2 separate regions of the Mus musculus genome follow, and region 1 is linked to region 2. A link is a loop called in an ENCODE intact Hi-C map of the cell type or tissue named here. Cell type or tissue: heart. All regions are shown on one strand. Links, peaks and the distances in the headings refer to the core of each region. The heading gives the core; the rest is flanking DNA.

The links. Hi-C counts contacts between places; a loop is a spot of excess contacts. Peaks named below come from ENCODE experiments on the same cell type or tissue, not always from the same donor. Only the 100,000 strongest peaks of a DNase experiment are listed, where the experiment ranks them.
Region 1: a loop joins it to region 2, with 3 times the contacts of the local background. A loop is called at or near these places in 1 of 42 quality-filtered maps.

Annotation. Positions count from the first base shown.
Region 1 is chr17:24,409,961-24,417,491 of GRCm38, forward strand. Rnps1 (RNA binding protein with serine rich domain 1) reads left to right here and starts at 4,715. Exons shown (of 9, transcript NM_009070.2): 1 at 4,715-4,774; 2 at 5,081-5,202. D330041H03Rik (RIKEN cDNA D330041H03 gene) reads right to left here and starts at 4,553. Exons shown (of 6, transcript NR_033554.1): 1 at 4,352-4,553; 2 at 3,741-3,968; 3 at 2,507-2,614; 4 at 1,965-2,123; 5 at 298-393; 6 at 1-211. Abca3 (ATP-binding cassette, sub-family A (ABC1), member 3) reads left to right here. Exons shown (of 33, transcript NM_013855.3): 33 at 1-244. In heart, for the core only: CTCF peaks have their summits at 2,584 (motif pointing left) and 3,858; a DNase peak (open chromatin) is centred at 4,621; H3K4me3 peaks cover 3,162 bases; H3K27ac peaks cover 2,325 bases.
Region 2 is chr17:24,715,083-24,722,613 of GRCm38, forward strand. It overlaps Rnf151 (ring finger protein 151), which reads right to left and starts at 2,975. Exons shown (of 4, transcript NM_026205.3): 1 at 2,901-2,975; 2 at 2,381-2,526; 3 at 1,984-2,080; 4 at 757-1,627. The coding sequence starts at 2,903. The coding sequence ends at 1,154. Rps2 (ribosomal protein S2) reads left to right here and starts at 4,981. Exons shown (of 6, transcript NM_008503.5): 1 at 4,981-5,050; 2 at 5,191-5,370; 3 at 5,452-5,649; 4 at 5,887-6,220; 5 at 6,541-6,632; 6 at 6,721-6,845. The coding sequence starts at 5,194. The coding sequence ends at 6,801. Snhg9 (small nucleolar RNA host gene 9) reads right to left here and starts at 4,883. Exons shown (of 2, transcript NR_027900.2): 1 at 4,778-4,883; 2 at 4,449-4,525. Snora78 (small nucleolar RNA, H/ACA box 7) reads right to left here and starts at 4,750; the gene lies at 4,594-4,750. It also overlaps Snora64 and Ndufb10. In heart, for the core only: a CTCF peak has its summit at 4,079 (motif pointing left); a DNase peak (open chromatin) is centred at 5,019; H3K4me3 peaks cover 3,039 bases; H3K27ac peaks cover 1,887 bases.

The sequences.
Region 1 (7,531 bases), core at 1,756-6,755, 300 kb before region 2:
TATGGACAGTGGACCGGGCTGATCTGATCCTGAGCCAGATGTCATCCCACAGAGCATCGGCAGCACAAGAGAGAGCTGTGGCCAGACTTGAAGCACATCCTCTGTTCCTAGCTCTGTGCCTTCAAGAAGTCACTGGCCACAGGATTGTCAGGGACCACTACAGGGCTGAGTAGTGTCATCTCTTGAGGATACACTTAAACATATTGTGATTCTATAAAAAATAAAGGATAAGGGGACATGACCAGTCTTTGAGTCATACATATGATATGAGGAGGGGTCATGGGACTAGATCATTACCTTCCAGTTCCACATCCAATATGGCTTTCATACCAAGTTTCAAACAAAAGCAGGAGTTGGCTTTCCTAGCAGAGAGGAAGCTTACAGGATTCACTGCTGTGAAGTGAAGGATTAGGCATGAATTACTTTCCTTGTGATAAAATACTTGATCGAAGTAACTCAAGGAAAGCTGTGTTTTGGCTCCTGATTCAAGGGCACAAAGGGACAAAGCTGTGGCCCTGGCAGCTAGGAGGGATTGGCCATGCCGCATCTGCAGGTAAGGATGCTGGCCCTCACCCTTGACTCCCTTCTTTTCAGTCCAGGACCTTAGACTGTGGAATGTTGTCACCCACATTTCTCATAGCTCAGTCTGCCAAGGCAGACACTGGCACTAGAAGGGAAAGGGAAATTGCAGGTCAGACCTCTCACCTCAGTACAACCTAGAAACTCAAACATGTTACTGTGGTGATTCTAAACCCCATCAAGTTGATTATCATCACAATGCCCAAAGGCAAATAAAAAGTGGGTTCTGTCTACACCAAGCAGACAGTATGAACTAGTGCAAGATAAAAAGTGGGTCCTGTCTACATCCAGGCAGACAGTATGAACTAGTGCAAGATAAAAAGTGGGTCCTGGCCAGATGGTAGTGGCGCACGCCTTTGATCCCAGCACTCGGGAGGCAGAGGCAGGTGGATTTCTGAGTTCAAGGCCAGCCTGGTCTACAAAGTGAGTTCTAGGACAGCCAAGGCTATACAGAAAAACCCTGTCTCGAAAAACAAAACAAAACAAAACAAAACAAAACAAAAGACAAGTTGTTTTATTGTTTTAATTTTTTCAATATTTATTTCCATGTATGAGTTTTGCCCACCAGGATGAGCATGAATCTCATTATGTGCATAAGTGTTCTCAATCACTGAGCCATTGCCCCAGTTTCTCTAGTGTTTTGAGACAAGATCTTACGATGTAGCCCTGATTAGCCTGAAACTCTCTGGAGACTAGGCTACCTTCAAACTCAGAGATCTCCCTATTCCTGCCTCCCAAATACTGGAATTAAAAGCATGTGCTACCACACTAAGCAACGATGTTTTTAGCCAGTCTCTGAAACATTTATTTATAGAACTTCAAATTAGTTTCCATAGCACATATGCCTTTAAAAAGTCTTCAAAGCTGGATATGGAGGCAGAGCCTGGTGAGGCTCTATACAAGCTCCAGGACAGCCAGGGCTACCCAGAGAAACCCTGTCTCAAAACCAAATAAACAGATCCACCTGCTTCTGCTTCCCAAGGGCTGGGAGTGAGGTGTGAGCCACCCCACTCAGCCCTTGCTTGTCTTTTTCTATTTTTTGTTTTGTTTGAGACAGGGTCTCTCTATTATGCATTATGGCATTTAAAAAAAGATTTATTTAAGTATCTGAGTGTCCTATCTGTATGTACACCTGCATGCTAGGAGATGGCATCAGATCCCATTACAGATGGTTATAAGCCATCATGTGGTTGGTGGGAATTGATTTCAGGACCTCTGGAAGAGCAGTCAGTGCTCTTAACCCCTGAGCCATCTCTCCAGCCCCTGTTGTTTTGTTTTTTGAGACAGGGTTTCTACGTATAGCAGCCCTGGCTGTCTGAAACTCACTCTGGACCAGGCTGACTTTGAACCTTGAGAAAAGAAAGAAGGGAGCATAGAGTACTTACCAAGGCTCAAATGCCCTCAATTGCGGCCAGCAATTCATGTGTCTTCCAGCAAACTGGGGCTACAGATACCCTGGGTCCCCGGAAATCCTAGCTTGGTGGCCCTTAGCCATCTTGGCCTCCATAGGTTAGCAACATGCTGGGATAAGTAAGGCTCAGACTCTTGGAAGAAAAGAAAGAAGGGTCCAAAGATTCAGTTCTCACAATCTTTCTGCTAATTCTCAAAATAGTAAAAGCCAGGAAGCTCAGCTTTCAGAGCTCAGCAGCTTGATGGTACACTTGATTTATAAAGCCCAGGATATTTAGCAACAAATTTTTTTTTTTTTTTTTTTTGGTGTTTTTGAGACAGGGTTTCTCTGTGTAGTCCTGGCTGTCCTGGAACTCACTTTGTAGACCAGGCTGGCCTTGAACTCAGAAATCCAACTGCCTCTGCCTCCCGAGTGCTGGGATCAAAGGCGTGCGCCACCACACCCGGCTTAGCAACAAATTTTTATCAACACCTCTGAGTAAATCATGCTTTAGATTTAATTTATGTTAAAACTTACATACGTGGGCTGGAGAGATGGCTCAGTGGTTAAGAGCACCGACTGCTCTTCCAAAGACAATGAGATCTGATGCCCTCTTCTGGTGCATCTGAAGACAGCTACAGTGTACTTAGATATAATAATAAATAAATCTTAAAAAAAAAAACTTACACATGTGCCAAATTAAATTACATACTTACATACATGCCAAATTAAATTACTTTGAACATTAGGGGAAAAGCAGGGGAGAAGCTGTTAGCCCAGCTTCTTCGGTCCTCACCAGCCATCTGGGGTGACCCCAGATTTCTAGGGTTTCTAGGGTGTCCGTGCTGTTCTGGACCAAAAACTCTATTAGCCTCTCTAATCACAGACACCATTAATCTTCACAGAATGGTACATGCTCCCTGTGTGAGCATTACTACATCATCACAGGGCCCTTTCCCTACAAGAACCGGCTGAAGTCCCTGGACCACTGCTCTTCTGACCCACTGAGATGGTTAATCTTGGTTGTCAACTTGATTGGATTCAGAATTAACGCACCTCGGGGCACACCGGTGAGGGAGCTTTGTGATTAAGTGTGAAGGCCCAACCTGAACCTGACCAGCACTTCCCAGTGTCTTTGTAGGCAGTGCGAGATTTGCTTTTGTGGCTTTTCTCTCACTAGTCCGTCTACCTTTTTGCTGCCATCTTTCACTGACATCAGGGCCCAGCTTCTTCAGCCTTCCAACTAGTGCTGAAGACCAGGAACCCGCCATGATTTCAGCACCAGATTAAGACTACAAGGACATGTAGTTTCTTAGAAAGCTACTGGCTCTCAGCCTTTCTAGTGTGAATAACCCAGACTGGATGATGTAAGTGAGGGTCATCGTTTATTTGTTCCGTTCCACCAGAGAACAGCTAGCATCCACTTACCACTCATGTCTGACCACAGCAGACACAACAGCAATGCAAGAAAATCAGCTTATCCCTAATATCCTATACATTAAATAATCTTAAATCCAACAAGGGTACCAGACCAAACTGTCTAGATCTGCTAACCCCACCCCAAAAAATGAATACCTCAGGAAAGCAGACTTCAGAAGCAGGCTCCTCTTCCTGACTGTCCCACAGGACACACCCAGCTCCTTGGACCGAGATAATCTCTTCTCTCCATCTCTCCGGGATCACCAAAGTGCACATTGGCCACTTTCCTATCTTTCACAGCAATATGTAATCCAAATCTAAGTCACCTTTGTACCTTCCTCCTGAAGCTCACCTTAGCTCTGTTCCTCTTTCTTCGTTCCTGCCTCAAATCTACTTAGATAACCGCGGGGATTGTGTGCATATCCCTTTCTTCCGCAAATAACGGAGCAAGAATGTGCTAGGCAAACCGGGCGGTGGCGCTCGTCTTTAATCCCAGCAGTTGGGAGGCAGAGGCAGGCAGATTTCTGAGTTCTAGGCCAGCCTAGCCTGGTCTACAGAGTGAGTTCCAGGACAGCCAGGGCTACAAAACAAACAAACAAACAAACAAAAGAATGTGTTGGCAAAGTCGGGAGGCGGGGCACTACGGCGGGTGCTACTCTTTAGCCTCGTGCAGAGACCAGATCCTCTATGTCCTTGCTAAGAAGTTACTGACGTAACCCCGGTATAGACTAGCGTGCCTCTTCTTCTCCCAGCGATCCTGAACGCCTTTGCTGTTCCTTCTGCCCCACGCATTCTTGTCAGAAATGTCTCCTGGGAGAAACCTCCTTCAACATTTCCTCAAACTTTTTTCCTTTCTGGCCTCATCGGCCGCCCGCTACACCCAGTCAGCTGTATCCCACCAGCACAGAGACCATATCTATGCAATCACCACTAACTACCAGAGACTTGACCATAGGAACTCACCGTCCGTACCAGCCTGTCCCTTTACTACAATAACGCGGCCTCAGCAGGGTGCCTTAGATCCTAATGACAGCAGAGGCAACCCGAGTAGCTCCATCCACACAGATCCGGTAGGCGCCAAAGAGCACAAACCTCTGGTGCCGGTCAGCCAATCATCGCGCGCTTCAGAATGAGCAAAACAAGTCCAGGAAACTTTAGACCAGTCGGGGAGGGGGGGCGGGGGGGGGGACCGTAGGCGCTACGACGCTCCGCCCACACACAGTTGCTGTCCTTTAGTCCTCCACCGCTAACTTGCATTGGCTGAGTGTGCTTACGTCATCGTCGCGCGACGACGGCTGCGCCTTCCCGCTTCTCACCTCTGACGACAAAGTTGCGCCGGCGTCCTGGTCTGAGAAGAGCGGGAGGAGGTGGCGGCCTTGGGAAGATGTAAGTCGGGGTAGGAATCCGGCTGCATCCGACCTCCGGGGACCTTCTGCCAGGCTTGGCGGGGCGCATCGTGGAGCCGGTTGCGTTCCTCAGTGCGGCAGAGGCCCGCCGGCGAGGAACAGAGCCCGAGGAGAGAGTGTGGTTCAGGTCGGGCGGAGTGGGAGGTGTCGAGGCCGCGGCCCGGAAGTGGTCGAGGCGGTCACCGACGGAAGGGTGATCCCGCACGGTTCGCTCGGCGGCGACCCGCTTTAGCCTGCAGGACTCCAGCAGCTGCGAGCCCTGCCGCTTCTCTTGTTTTCTTGTCAGGCTGGAGACCTAGGCTCGCCACACCGGGCCCGACCTGAGTAGTGAGTGGAGAAAGAGGGTGGGAGGCGAGGTCGATGTCTGTGGCCGGAGCGGACGGTGCAGATTGCGAGCCGGCCTAAAAGGTTGGTTTCCTTTAAAGATCTCTTTCCACGAGTGTCTGTCGGAATCCAGTGTGCAGTTCTCAGTTCTGGGCATTGAGGATCCGTCCTAGGATGGACCGAGCACGGTTACGGAGCTCAGCGGGAGAGGATATGGGAAGGTTATGGTTGATGGTAGAGACGTGGTGGAGGCTTGCTTTCTCTACCTTGTGTTACTTCGTAGGCACTGTGTCTCCGATGTGCTTTTATATGTAGAGAGTGCTTTCAGATTGCCAAGACGCCCTCTGCTCGAGATTTAACCATTTGTTTTCTCCTCTCTCTGACTGTTGGACGCACACCTTTCCGGAGGATGGGAGAGGTGACCAAGGTCCTGAGCTGTTACCTGAGCTTGAGTGAACAGAGACCCTCACCTTTGCTTTCTAGCACTCGACCACACCCAGCAAAGAGTTCGCTTACGCCGCAGTTCATAATTTGTAGACTGCTTAACAATGGGTTCTGCCTGTTTCATAAAGTACATTCCAGCAGGTCGGGGTGCGGGTGCACAAGGGTGATCTCTACCCTTTGTCACTGGTATGAAGCACTTGAATAGTAACCCAAACCCCAAAAGTACATACCAGATTTAAATGACTTAGTATAGAAAACCCACAAGAAATTTAGTAATTTTATGTTGATTATATGTTACAAAGGTAATGTTCATTTTGTTAAAAACTAGTTTTGGGACCCACACACTGCCTTTAATCCCAGCACTCAGATGGCAAGTCAGAGTTTGAGGCTAGCTTGATCAACCTAGGCTAGCCAGGGCTGCCTAGTGAGACCATGTTTCAATAGGGGGGAAAAAGCCTTTAATTTTGGACTGTCAGTACTTGTGAATGGTAGAGGTCTTGTTGAGTATACTGGGCTCAGTGTTACTTCGTGTAGCCTTGCCTGTCCTGGAAGTAGACCAGGACAGACCTTTGAACTCGAGAGCCTCATTTCCCAGTTCTTGTTTCTAAAAAAAATAAGAAAGGTTTCACTAACTTTTGTGACTTGGCTGAAAGGAGATTAAAGGGTGTGCTCATGGTTCACACTCATGGACAGTGCTGCTTTTAGTGATCTCATCCAAAAGTCAGCTGAGCTGTAACACAGTTAACTAAGCAGCCAGAAATCAAACTTACCACTGAGCTTTTAGCTGGGTGCCTTGCCAGATTGATAGATTGATTTAGCCAAGCAAGGTTTAGGGAGCTAATTGTCAGGATTACTTAACTTGGTAGTATGCTTTTGCCTGTTGTGCACAAAGCCCTGGTTTCAGTCTCCAGCTCCATATCGAAAGCCTATAATCCCAGGCGGAGGCAGGAGATTCAAGTCATCCTACATAGAACATTTGAAGCCAGCCTGGGCTAGAGACCTTGTCTTTAATAGAATAAGCCTTTGGTTCCTGTACTCAGGAGACAGGAAGGATGAGTCCCAGCAAGGTGTCATGGTACACAGCTTTAATCCCAGCACTTGGGAAACAAAAGTGGGGGAATCTCTGTGACAGCCAGAGCTACAGGATAGCAAAAAAAAAAAAAAAAATTAAGAATGAGTGCCACAGCTGGACAGTGGTGGCACAGGCCTTTAATCCCAGCACTTGAGAGGCAGAGGCAGGTGGATTTCTTGAAGCCAGCCTGGTCTACAGAGTGGGTTCCAGGACAGCCAGGACTGCCCAGAGAAACCCTGTCTCGAGAAAAAAAAAAAAAAAGACTTGAAGCCTGAAACACAGGCTTGCTTGCTTGCTTACTCCAGACCATGGAAGATAGCTGAAAAGATATAGTCCTGGAAAGAAGCTAGATAGGTAATCATTTGCCATTTCTATTTGTCAAAGTAGTGGAAGGGAACTGTTCTCATGAGCTAGACTTATTCAGCAGCATTTAGAAGGGCCCTGTTTCTGAAAAGATGTATTCTCGCCTTACACTTGAGGAAGGTGAGGAAGAAGAGTTAGGATGTATCCTGAGGCCTTTTTTTGTATTTTGCTCCAAGAGAAGTCCCAGGGAGAATTAGCTGTCTTTAGTTGAGTACTTACTGTTACGTGGCATTATTGCTAAACCCTTAACACTGCCTATAAGATCTCAACCCATTCAGAGGTTTCAACAGTTGTGCCTACCTGACTGCTGACTAGATCTACCAAGTCACATTTTCCCCTTATTTGTTTATGGTTTACCTACCTGACAGTCTTACTTTTTTTCTTGCCTTTTTCTTTTTTTTCTTTTTTTTTCCTCCCAGGCAGGGTTTCTTTATGTCGCTTTGGCTGTCCTGGAATAGCTCTGAATCAGCCTGCCTCTGCCTCCCCTGTGCTGTGGTTGAAGGCTTGCACCGCCGCTCCAGCTTTCGGTTCTGT
Region 2 (7,531 bases), core at 1,314-6,313:
TGTACTCATATAAATATAATAAATAAATCTTAAAAAAAAAACAAAAACAAAAAGACTGCCTGTTGAATACACACCTCTGTGTATGAGACATTGCTTTGGACACTTGGGACGACACCAGGGAAGAAAACAGACATCTTTTATTGTTTTGTATGAATGTATGGGTACCATGTGTGTGCCTCCTAGCCCCAGAAACCATAAGAGAGGATCAGAGCCCATGGAACTGGAGTAACAGATGGTTGTTAGCCACCATGTACATGGTGCAATCAAGAAAACTGAATCCTGTTTTAGAGCACTGAATCCAGTGATCTTAACCTTTGAGACATCTGACCTTTTGTTTTATTGAGACAGAGTCTATGTAGCCCCAGCTATCCTGGAATTTGGTATGTAGACCGGGTAGGCCTTGAACTCACAGAGAGCCATCTGCCTCTGCCAGAGTTCTAAAGGTGTGCAGCATTATTCGTGGCTTAAAACTCTCGCTCTTACATAGCTCACATTTTCAATGGACCAAGTAGGGTATCCAGGGAGGAGAGAAAATTCACAGTACTTAACGCAGATTAAGTGTCAATGCAGATTTAGCAAGGGAGGGCAGAGGGCAGGAGGGAGCATTGTACGTTAGGTAGTAAAGCTGCGTCAACATCTGAGCTATTGAAGTTGTAAAGCTGTGGCCTGTGGTCTTCTGGGCATGGTGCTTTGGGCTCAGAGCCGGTTGGCTGGCTTTGAGGAATGCAGAGGAGACTAAGTACAAGAGAACACAGATTTCTTTAACTTCTATTCTTCATTAGGATTTTGAGTCATTTGTAGTACCAGCTAGGAAGCTATTAAGTCTGGTAGGAAAGTGCAGGAGACCCATGGAGAGACAAGGTGGGTTAACGAAGAAGGGAAGAGCTTTGCAGGATGGGGACTATTCAGTGATAGATCTAACCGGAGAAAGAAGTGTCTGGGAGGTGGTGGGGTGGTGGTGACACAGCCAGAGCTACCGAGAAATCCTGTCTCAGTGGGGGAAAAAAAAGTCTGGGAGAACAGTCCAGGGAAGAAAGGGCAGTGTCTAATATGGAAGATTTGCAGGGATGACAAGGACAACGGAACAGAGAAGGCAAGGAGGACTTGAGGTGTGAGGTGGGCCAGGCCTGGGTTCAGTGTTTATTTAACTCCTCTATAAGACACTTTGGCCCTGCGTACCCCTCATCTCAGCCTCCGGGGTAACCTCAGTCTCTTGCACCTGGGCATTCAGGAGCAGGTTATCATCATCCTCCAGGAAGTTGCTCAGCTGTGCCAGCTGCTGGTGGATGATGCTGGTGGTGAGGTGCACCCGGCGTACACGCCCCAGCAGGCCCAGCAGCAGGGTCCGGTTGCGCTCATGGCGTTGGACCCAAGCATCACGTAGCTCGCGGTAGCAGTTGTGGTGCTCACCTTCCAAGGCAGCCAGGGTGGACCCACAGCCTAAGGGGCAGCGCTGCTGTCCATTCTGCTGGCAATGCTGGCGGTGTTCATCCAGGACCCCTCGCAGCACCTGCACAGTGCAACCCTCATTGGGGCAGGCCATCAGCTCAAAGGGGCATGAGTCCTGATGCTCCTTGCGATGAGCCAGAGGGTGTGTGTCCAAGCAGCCGGCTGCAGCGTTCTTGCACTAGGGAGTATGAGAAAGCTCAGTATGGATTAAACTAGGTTAGTCACTGCTAGCTGGGGCTCCCAGGTGATCCTTAATCTATGGTAATCCACAGACTATGAAACAAGCTCTAGAGCTTCCTGAACTTTTGTGATTCCAAGCTTTTTCATTTTATAAAGTTAGAGGGCTGAAGAGTAATGGCAGATTCATAATTCCTACCTGAAGTTCTAAGGGACAGGCACAGCAAGTGGTAGACTCATACTCTTCTGTCATCTCAATGACCTTTGGCCTACTCTTGGTTCTTTCCACCTCTTCTGTTCCTACCACCCCCAGCCCCCCACTGCCACAGGAGGATGGGAGTGGATGCTCAGAGCTACCTTGACTTGTAGGCGGCCAATGGTTTTTCGGAGTTTATTCACTTCGACCATCTTTCTCCTTGTCACCTCTTTTCTACAGCATGGACAGGTGTTTTGTCTAGAAGGAGACATGAGTATGATGGTGGAGGTCATATGCGTGCCAGAGCAAGTCTTCATGGGGAAACCCAGCTAGCCCCTCCTTTCTGTCTGGAGGCATAAAGTGGGCATTACAGTGAGCTTTTTGCTCCAAGCTGAAGCTAGGGACTTCAGACACATGGAGCCAGGGCACACACATGCTTAGTGTCCTAGACTTTGTAATTGAGTCTTATAGCCATTGGAACCCAGCTTTTGGTAGACTTTCCCATTCTTGGCCACAGGAATGAGCCCCCAGCCTCACCTACCTGCATTCCCGACATACCTGGCTAGCCACCTGAAGATGCACTTTTTACAGAAGATGTGACTGCACGGCAACCTCGTTGGCCTCTTGAGAACCCCATGGCAGACAGAACACAGGAACTTGCAGTCAGGAGGGCTGGCAAAGAGGTTGAGATCGTACCCACCACTCTGCAAAGACCAGGTCAGCGTTAGGGCCAAGCCTCCAAGCCCCTGCCACAAGTACTAATACCAGCCAGATAACCCTGCAATATTTTGATAGGGAGGACGGCTATCCAAAGAAATTTAAGGACAGAGCTTAGAGGGGTCTGCACCCACTTCAAGGGTGGATCTGTGGGGGCTGACTCCCAAGACTGCCAACTCTTGCCTGAAGAAGCTGGAATGTTTCTAGTACATACCAGCTAAGAGCCTTCTGAAAATTTTTTTGTCCCAGAAAAGGACTGTCATCCATTCTCAAGAGGGAGATAGAATCTATTTCTAGATAGTTGGGCATCTGCCTGGAATTGAGTACAATCTCAGAGCTGGTGAAGAGACGGGGGGCTCACCATGATCTGTATCTGGACAGCAGCTCCACTGAGACCAAGAGTTCAGGAGCCTCCATTTGACAGCACGTGTGGACTGACATCACAGTGGCATTGTCCAGCGTGGGCCAATCACAGCTCTGCTCCAGAGCCCACTGGAACCTACTTCATGACCACCTACCCTTAGCTTCCCTCCAAAGGTGGGTGGCCTCAATTCAGTAGTCTATGGATTCATTGTGTTGCCTTGGTTGTGGCTGACAGCTAGAGAACCAAGCTTGTAGAGGCTGGTTCCCTGAAGCCAGCAAGATCCCAGCGGCTCCTCCACTGACTGGGTACTCAGTTTAGGTGTTGAAGTTCTCCACTAACATCCCTTCATCAAGAACCAAGTTCTAGCTGGGCGGTGGTGGCGCACGCCTTTAATCCCCCCACTTGGGGGACAGAGGCAGGCAGATTTCTGAGTTTGAGGACAGCCAGGGCTACACAGAGAAACCCTGTCATGGGGGGAAAAAACAAAAAGAAGTTCCATGGCAGGAGATTCATCTGTGGAAAAGCCCAGAGGTTTTTCAACTGTAAATTGAAAGCCTTTGGGTAGACAATGGAGTTGTGAATATAGTGAAGTGTTGTCTTTTCCCCTTGGGTGTAACAAGGTCTCCATATTGGTACAGAGGTCACACTGGCCACATAATCATAGTAAGGACATGAGGTAGGTCTAAGACAACAGTAGTGGAGCTGCTAACATTCCATCAAAGTCTTCCTTTTAGCCAGGCCGTGGTGGTGGTACATTCCTTTAATCTCAACAGAGGAGGCAGAGGCATCTCTTTGAATTTGAGGCCAGTCTGATCTAAAGTGAGTTCCAGGACAGCCAGAGCTACACAACGAAATACTGTTTCATACCCTTTCAGTGAAGGCCATCTTGGGAGCTACAACAGTATACATAAAGGCCACTCCAGGTCATGATCTGACCTGGACTGTTGTGGGGCCACACGCTCAGTAAACTGAGATTTTTATTGGTTTACTAAGGTGAACTTTAGTGGTCACCACTGGTACCCTACTTGAAAAAAAAATGCAAACACATTCCTGTAAATTTATTTTAGCGTAGGTGGTCATCTTTTAAAAAACGTCGGGCTGTGGCTCAGTGGGTAAGAGCACCGACTACCCTTCCAAAGGTACTGAGTTCAAATTCCAGTAACCACATGGTGGCTCACAACCACCCTTGAGATCTGATGCCCTCTTCTGGTGTGTTTGAAGACAGCTACAGTGAACTTAAAATAATAAATAAATCTTTGGGCCAGAGCAAGCAGAGGTCCTAAATTCAATTCCCAACAACCACATGAAGGCTCACAACCATCTGTACAACTACAGTGTGTACTCACATACATAAATCTTTTAAAAAAATGTCTCGTCGGGCGTGGTGGCGGACGCCTTTAATCCCAGCACTTGGGAGGCAGCGGCAGGCGGATTTTTGAGTTCGAGGCCAGCCTGGTCTACAGAGTGAGTTCCAGGACAGCCAGGGCTATACAGAGAAACCCTATCTCGAAAAACCAAAACCAAAAAACACCAACATACGATAAGTTAGGTTAAATCACTTTATTTGAGAAAAGAGGACAATTCTTGCGGGAGGCGGCGGCAACGTCCATATCCAGGGGAACCTGCGAAATAAATGAGGCGGTTAAGACTGTGGCCACAGGGCGGACCGCGGGGCAGCAGAGTCGCTCTGGAATGTAGGGGCCTGGGTTTCACCCTCCCACACCGGGGCAGCGGGCGGTGAGCTGAGGCCTCTGTGGCTCTGGGCGCCGAATCTCACCCCCGGCTACAAGCCAAAGCCGAGGGTGATTTTCAACGAACGCCCATTTACTGGATCAACTGCGTAAGCCTGGAGAAGCCCGTGAGGAGCGACTTACCCGAACACGCCAACGTCGCCACGGGTTCCTGGACACAAGCGGGACGGCCCAGCGCGGGCGCGAGTATTTATACGTCCTTCCGGCTGGTGTAGGGCGCGGCTTCGGCGAGGGAAAGTCCGCAGGCGCAGACAGATCACGGCGGGGGCGGGACAAGACGCAGCCAACCACAGCCTGCGGGTGCTGTGCGTAGGCAGTCGAGATCTCGCGCTTCTTGGAGCACTATAAATTGTCCCTTCCGCGGCGCCTCCCTCTTCTTCTTCTTCGGGAGAACACGTGAGTCTATGTTGCTGGGACCTGGCTTTGCGGCCTGGGCCGTGGGAATCCGTGGACATCCGGACAGACACAGTTTTGGCAGGACCGCACAGCCTAGCGTTCTGCTGATTTCCTTTTTTTCCTCTTCTTTTTGTCACTAGCAAATGGCGGATGACGCCGGTGCAGCGGGAGGGCCCGGAGGACCCGGGGGCCCAGGATTAGGTGGCCGCGGCGGCTTCCGCGGAGGATTCGGCAGCGGTCTTAGGGGCCGTGGTCGTGGCCGAGGCCGTGGCCGTGGTCGAGGCCGCGGGGCTCGTGGAGGTAAAGCTGAAGACAAGGAGGTAGGTCTGGGCCGCTGGCGGGGCGGGCTGCTCGCCCCTGCACCGAGAGGCAGCCCTTTGACTGGTGTCTTCTTCCTTCAGTGGATCCCCGTCACCAAGCTGGGCCGTCTGGTTAAGGACATGAAGATCAAGTCCTTGGAGGAGATCTACCTGTTCTCCCTGCCCATTAAGGAGTCTGAGATCATTGATTTCTTCCTGGGTGCGTCCCTAAAGGATGAGGTTCTGAAAATCATGCCAGTGCAGAAGCAGACTCGGGCTGGCCAGCGGACCAGGTTCAAGGTTGGTTAAGATTGCTTTTTTGGCCGTGAGGTTGAGCAAAACTCTCTCACTCTGCATGGTTACACAAGGTTTTACCCGTGTGACTTTCGTACGGAGAGAGAGAGAAAACGAGTTCCTTCAGGACTTTGGATTGGCCTCACAGTGGCCTCTCTTGCCTAGAGGAGCACCACAGGTCCTCTTTGGGATGTGCTGGTGCCATGACCTGTCTCCAGCCATTTCACCTAAGTCTTCTCATAGGCTTTCGTCGCTATTGGGGACTACAATGGTCACGTTGGTCTTGGTGTTAAGTGCTCCAAGGAGGTTGCCACTGCCATCCGAGGGGCCATCATCTTGGCCAAGCTTTCCATCGTCCCTGTGCGGAGAGGCTACTGGGGGAACAAGATTGGCAAGCCCCACACTGTTCCATGCAAGGTGACAGGCCGCTGTGGCTCTGTGCTGGTGCGTCTCATCCCTGCCCCCAGAGGCACTGGCATTGTCTCTGCTCCTGTGCCCAAGAAGCTCCTGATGATGGCCGGTATAGATGACTGCTACACTTCAGCCAGAGGCTGCACTGCCACCCTGGGCAACTTTGGTAGGTATCTCACAATTAACTGTGGCCTCTCTTAGCTCTGCTGGATCACACAGGTCCAGTGTGTGGTTGGTGTCTTTTTGTTTGTTTGAGACAGGGTTTCTCTGTATAGTCCTGGCTGACCTGGAACTCACTCTGTAGACCAGAGACTGGCCTCAAACCGAAATCTGCCTGCCTCTGTCTCCCAAGTGTGTGCGCCACTATGCCCGGCTTAGGTTGCATGGCAGACCTGCCCCAAGGTGGCTTCTCTGTTCCTAGGATTGCAACAGCACCTTGGTGGGCAGGACTCTAATGAAGCCACCAACCCTCTTACTATTTTACAGCTAAGGCCACCTTTGATGCCATCTCCAAGACTTACAGCTACCTGACTCCCGACCTCTGGAAAGAGACTGTCTTCACCAAGTCTCCTTATCAGGTATTCGGATTCGGTTGGTGTGTTTGCCTTTATCTTATCTGAGTTTGGGGCATGCTGCTGTATACTAAAGTCTTGCTTCTTTTTTTAGGAATTCACGGATCATCTTGTGAAAACCCACACCAGAGTCTCTGTTCAGAGGACCCAGGCTCCAGCTGTGGCTACCACATAAGGGTTTTTATATGAGAAAAATAAAAGAATTAAGTCTGCTGATTATTATGTTTTTTTTTGTCTGTCTCCCCCATACATGATACTATGTAGCTCTGGCTAGCCCAGAGGTTTCAGTAGACTTGTCTAATACAACCTGAGAGGATATGGCTGTGTGCAATTTAGTCACCAGAAACACAGTTTATGTCCAAAACTCTTGACTTTATTTTTAGCAGTGGAATGAAGAGTTCTGGTCACCTAGGCAGCAGCCTCCTGCCTCGCAGCCTTCCTTTCTTCCAGCATCCTCTGCTTCTGCTTTGCCAGACACTTTCTGGCAGAATAGTAGGCTCCCAGGTCCAAGTCTGGAAAAGAGATTAGGGAGGGGGGCATGGGGAGCTGTTAAATGAGCTTGGTAAGGTCTTAGAGGCTGAGAAAACTCAAAACTGATCCCCAGCTGCCTAACAGTTAAATAGGTGGGGAAAGCTGGAGAGGAAAGGGTTGGCACAAAGCTGGGGGGCTCACAGCGGTCCTGGTAGGCTTTAGTCACTTTGGTGAACTGCTCCAGTTCCTTGGCACAGTTCTGCTGGTAGTTCTCTCCCTCCCTCTGCTGACAAGCCTTCAGTCTCTCCTGGATGATGTTCATGATCTCCTGGTCAACTTTGCTGAAAGATTAGGAGAAAAGTGCCTGTCTCAAGAATTTGAAAGGGTAGAGGACTATTAACCTCAGCCCAGGGAATCAACATTTCAGGAGAGAT